Regions from separate parts of the Homo sapiens genome. Here region 2 is linked to region 1. A link is a loop called in an ENCODE intact Hi-C map of the cell type or tissue named here. Cell type or tissue: IMR-90. All regions are shown on one strand. Each heading gives the region's core, and the rest is flanking DNA. Links, peaks and the distances in the headings are about the cores only.

Evidence for each region. Peaks named below come from ENCODE experiments on the same cell type or tissue, not always from the same donor. Only the 100,000 strongest peaks of a DNase experiment are listed, where the experiment ranks them.
Region 2: it touches region 1 in a loop (2.0-fold over the local background); 5 of 110 quality-filtered maps call a loop at or near these places.

What each region holds. Positions count from the first base shown.
Region 1 is chr1:167,291,108-167,294,033 of GRCh38, forward strand. All of the region lies in intron 1 of POU2F1 (POU class 2 homeobox 1), which reads left to right. It overlaps LOC124900412 (a long non-coding RNA gene), which reads left to right. Exons shown (of 2, transcript XR_007066718.1): 2 at 1-2,926. Among named protein-coding and RNA genes, the nearest start is that of POU2F1, 72 kb to the left of the region's middle. In IMR-90, for the core only: no CTCF peak of the experiment used is centred there; no DNase peak of the experiment used is centred there.
Region 2 is chr1:167,342,689-167,345,614 of GRCh38, forward strand. All of the region lies in intron 2 of POU2F1 (POU class 2 homeobox 1), which reads left to right. Among named protein-coding and RNA genes, the nearest start is that of POU2F1, 120 kb to the left of the region's middle. In IMR-90, for the core only: no CTCF peak of the experiment used is centred there; a DNase peak (open chromatin) is centred at 1,603.

The sequences.
Region 1 (2,926 bases), core at 300-2,799:
AGGCGTCAGTGTGAAGAACACTCATCTGAACTAAGAATCAGAAAATGGATCTGAATTTCAGCTTTGCTATTCATTCAGTGTCCTTAAATAAATCATGCAACCTTGCACATCATTTTCTTATTTATACAATGAAAGCATTGGATTGATCATTGCTAACATTTCTCTCTGCTCTAAAACTGTGATTTTTATCCTTTGCTATTTGCAAGAACCAGAAGAGATAAAGGTTGCCTTTTATGTTAGATTTGATTCTAAATCTAATGATATAGGACAGCGGTGCTTAAGCTATTTTTGTGAAGTGATAAGGAAAAACCCTGGGAAAGGTTCAGTGGTGGTTTGCACAGCTGATTATTTGTTATGATTAATTGTTCCACTTTTATTTTCTTTTGTGGCCTGTAACCTAATTTTTCACTTAGTATTGGGATTATTTTAGTACAAACAAGTGATATATTTGTAAGAAGGGATCCAGAGAGTATGGTAAAATGTCTGGATGCTGATGTTCTCTAAGTTAAAGGAGATTCTAGGGGGTAGTCTATAATAAAGGAAAAACACATTTTTTAAGGTTTTAATTTTTCAGAGTGCAGGGAGGTGCTAGGTGCTTTCCTCACATTAAGTATAACATTTCCTTTTACAGTATGTCAGCATATTGTTGAAGTTTTCCAATATGAAAATAATATCTATTTACTAGCATATTAAAGCTTAGCAAGAGAATTTTAATAGCCTCATTTAGCCTCCTAAACAGTCAGAGGCAGGGAAATATTATTAGAGTAACAACACTGTAGGTGCTCTCTTTTGTCTCTAGTAGCAAAATGAATTCTGGCTACCATGTACTGTAGGAGTGCTGCTGGCTTGAGGCTCCTGAGATCTGGCATGGCTGTTATACTGACTTGTTTTCTTTCAAATTCATGTTAGAAAAATCTGTGCGTGTGTGTGTGTGTGTGTCTGTGTACACAAATATTTATATTACCGTGTCTCAGTGCTTTGAGACTGTGTGAGGCGGGGGAAGAGCTGTTGAGGCTTTTTATAGATAAAGTTGATAATGCTTTTTTGACTTGGTTTTCTGTTACCATCTTTTTTGTCTCTATTATGATATCTATTATATAAGTCAGAAGGAGAAATGACACAAATGCCAGTATACCAGTTCAAGATAGGATCTTGGTTTGATTTAGCTAAAATTTACCCTACTTATTGGTGCAATTTTTAATAATAGAAAACCATTCCTCATTGCTTGGAATTTTTATCTGCACTTTCCATTTTGAATATTATTGTTAGTTGTTGAACACCAGGTTTACTCTGCAGGACACCAAGCAAAGCTTTAGAAATTTCTGCCATCATTAAACCCTGAACAGACTGATAAGCAGCAAAATTGAATCAGTTTAAAAAAAAAAAAAAACTTGCCAACAAAAAAAGTCCAGGACCAGATGGATTCACAGCTGAATTCTACCAAACATTAAAGAAGAATTGGTACCAATTCCAAAAGATTGAGAAAGAGGGAATCCTCCCTAAATCATTCTATGAAGCCAGTATCACTCTGATACCAAAACCAGGAAAGAACATTTAAAAAAAAACTACAAGAAATAATAAATAAATAAAAATTAAAAAGAAAACTACAGACCAATATCCCTGATGAACATAGATTCAGAAAACCTCAAGGAAACACTAGCTAACTGAATCCAGCAGGACATAAAAAAGACAATCCACCATGATCAAGTAGGTCTCATCCCAGGGATCCAGGGATGATTTAACATACACAAGTCAATAAATGTGATACATCACATAAACAGAATTACAAACAAAAACCATACGACCGTCTCAATAGACAAAGAAAAAGCATTTGATAAAATCCAGTATTCCTTTATGATAAAAACCCTCAACAAACTAGGCATGGAAGGGACTTTTACCTTAAATTAGTAAAGCCATATCTGACAAACCCACAGCAAACATCATACTCTATGGGAAAAAGTTGAAAACATTCCCCCTGAGAACTATAACAAGACGACAATGCCCACTTTTACCCCTTCTATTTAACATAGTCCTAGAAGTCCTAGCCAGAGCAGTCACGCAAGAGAAAAGAAATAAACAGCATCCAAATTGGAAAAGAGGAAGTCAGACTATCGTGATTGTATGCCTAGAAAACCCTAAAGACTCTTAGATTCGAGAAACAAATTCAGTAAAGTCTGAGGTTACAAAATCAGTGTTTACAAATCAGTAGCACTGCTGTACACCAATGACCAAGCCAAGAATCAAATCAAGAACCCAATCCCCTTTACAACAGCTGCAATAAAATATAAAATACCTAGGAATATACTTAACCAAGGAGGTGAAAGATCTCTATAAGGAGAACTAAAAAACACTGCTGAAAGAAGTCATAGATAACACAGACAAATAGAAGCACAACTCATGCTCATGGACTGGAAGAATCAATATTGTGCCAGTTGACAGATTCAATGCAGTCCCTATCAAAATACCAACATCATTTTTCATGGAATTAGAAAAATATCCTAAAATTCATATGGAACCAAAAAAGAGCTCAGGTAGCCAAAGGTAATTGTAAACAAAAAGAACAAATCTGGAGGCATCACCCACTACGGGATTTCCAGTTATACTACAAGGCTGTAGTTACCAAAGCAACATGGTACTGGTATAAAAGTCGGCATGTAGACCAATGGAACAGGACAGAGAACTCAGAAATAAAGCCAAATATGTATAACCAACCTGATCTTCAATAAAGCATACAAAAAAGTAAATTAGGAAAGGACACCCTATTTAATAAATGGTGCTGGGAGAACTGGTTAGCCACATGAAGAAGAATGAAACTGGATTCCTATCTCTCACCTTATACAAAAGTCAATTCAAGATGGATCAAAGACTTAAATCTAAGACTCAAAACTGGAACTAGAAGATAACCTTGGAAAACCTCTTCTGACAT
Region 2 (2,926 bases), core at 227-2,726, 52 kb after region 1:
GAATGGAGCATTTGCAAATTTCAGACACTTAAGGATTATTTTCCTTTTGAACTTACGTTTATCCAGAGGCCATTTTTAATATTCTTACTGCTTTTATTATTATTTTAAAATTTATTACATATTTTATTGTGTAGACTACATTCTGCCCTGGCCAAGCTGCTCTTATAAGCCTGAGAGTAGAAATACTAATTTTGTTTGGAGTACCTTTATAGCTAATTTTTAATTAGTGGGTCATTGAAAGTGGCTGAAGCATTTCCAGAGAGCCTCAGGAGCTCAGTGAAGGATCTTGGTGGTTTAGAAGCAAATACCAAACACCTGTAGGAAAGATAGACCTCCCTCTAGTGTTTGATTTAATAGATGTCAGTTACAGGATATGGCTTCTACAAGATTCTGATCAGTACGTATTGAGAAACTTGCCCTGGCTCTGCCCACTGGTGCACATGGGGATTTTAAAACTTTAGGTCAGGGGTGGGGGTCAAGGGGGAGAAGGGCGCTATAATTACTGAAGCTGTGCGAATAGGAAGTGACATCTGAATTAAGATTATACTTTTGTTAAATGACTGAATAAGCAATTGATCTTTTTGCCATGAGGTAACCCAGTAACAAATTTAGAATTTTAAAGGTAGTATCCATTTTTGTTCATTACTAATAGAAATTGAGAACATTAAAGAGAGGGTTTGTTTCTAAAATGCTGTTTTCAGTACAGATTATTAGAGATTGTCTATAATTTTCTCCCTTAGAGAGCAGCTTAGTTTTATTTCATGTTACTTTTTTCATTTTTTTTCCTAACAGATATTAAAGAATTTTTGGTATAAAAGAATTTTCCAGCCATGTTATACTTTACATCTTGCTTGAAGCCAAAAACTAGACTACATTATTCTTTCAATTAGATCCATTATATAACATCCTGGCATAGAGCAATGGCAATAGAAGCCAGGGGTCAATTTTTTTTTTTTTTTTTTTTTTTTTTTTTTTTTTTTTTTTTTTTTTTTTTTTTTGAAGGAAGGAAAGGGAGTAATTTAAAATGAATACTTGTATTTGCCTCGGGGCTGGGAGAGATGTGGTAGCATTCTCTGAGTAGGAACTGTACTGTTGGGGAGTAGACTTGACAATGAGATGATGAAACATTTCAGCACTGAAAATGTTGTACTTGGGGTGCCTTGTGGTGCTTGCAGGTGAAGATGTGGGCAATTGAAGATAGAGATAGGTTCCTGAGGAGAGGTGTAAGAGTCTTTAACAGGGAAATGCTACGGGGAGGAGAGTGGAATCAGCCAAGAGGACCAAGGACGGAGCTCTTCTAAGGTGTTGAAAGGGCTGGTAGAGGAAGAGGAGCCCATGCCTTTGTTGTCGAATAGGATGGACACTGACTGCATGTGGCTCTTTAAATTTAAATTAAATTAAATTAAATTAAAAATTCAATTCCTCAATCATACTAACCACATTTCTAGTGTTCAGTAGCCACGTGTAGTTAGTGACTACCATATTGGCCAGTACATATAATAGAACATTTCCATTATCACAGAAAGTTCTATTGGACAGTGCTTAAGTAGACTAAGAAATAACAACCATGGAGATCAGATGTGAATCAGACCAGTGAGCTCATGGAGTTAGCATTTAGTGTGGTCAAGTCCTGCCATAGGAGCCTTAAAATGTGACCCTTGAATTTGACAATTAGTTACTGTGGGCCTTTTAAAGATTTTAGTTAAGTGGTTTGGAAAGAAATTGCTGTGGTTAAGAAAGTGAATGGTTGTGTAAAGGGAATGATAAATGTAAGCAACTCTTTTCATGGAAGCTCTATATGGGGCTATATATATGTATCATAGTGGTTAAGAGCTCAGACCCTGAAATCAAACCCCATGGATTCATATCTTGCTCCTTTCACTTGCTAGTTGTGTTACCTTAGGCAAGTTACTTTTTTCATGTTAGAGTTTTTCTTAGCTGTAAGATGGAGATAAATAATAATCCATCTCATAGTCTTGTTGTATACACGGAAAGCAAGTAGGTATGTGGCACAGTCCATTCACTATCAGTGTTAGCTATCTATTAGGAGGAAGGGGAGGATGATAGAGAAGGAAAGAATGGGAGGGGACGTTAGAAGGGCCTCCTAGTGAAGCAATTTGAATATGTTTAGATGCTAAGGGAAAAGAGCCAGTGTAGGAGGGGAGTGGCAAAGAAAGAACAGATGATGCAGCCATAAAAAGGAATGAGATCGTGTCCTTTGCAGGGACATTGATGAAGTTGGAAGCCGTCATCCTCAGCAAACTAACACAGAAACAGAAAACGAAACACCACATTTTCTCACTCATAAGTGGGAGTTGAACAGTGGGAACACATGGACACAGGGAGGGGAACATCACATACCAGGGGTGAGGGTGAGGGGAGGGAACTTAGAGGACGGGTCAATAGGTGCAGCAAACCACCGTGGTACACGTGTACTTATGTAACAAGCCTGCATGTTCTATGTATCCCGGAACTTAAAGTAAAATAAATAAATAAGAAAGAACAGATGAGTCAGGGATCCATTTTTGAGGAGAGGGGAGGTGTTGGGTTTCAGAGCACGTGGTGGCTGAAGTAGCCTAAAGTAGAAGATTCCTTTTTTTGTTGTTTTTTAGGTGAGAAATGGGAGAGTAAAGGAGATAAAGACAGATTCAGATAGTAAGTTTTCAGGTAGAAGGGAATGTAAGAAAGCAGTCTAGAGAGGATTAGGAACAGTCAATTAGGGATTTCCTTGTGATACAGGGAAAACAAAACTGGGAATAGAATGCAATAAACAAGTCTAGGATTAAAATAAACACTATCAGCAGGATTTGTAGCAAAGTGTCATAATCCAAGTTAGGAAGGCTGACATCAGATAAACTCAGAAGGTAAAGAGCATTCATTGTGTTTCTGAGGAAGGCAGGAAGCTGCTACCGTTTAACTGGCTCAC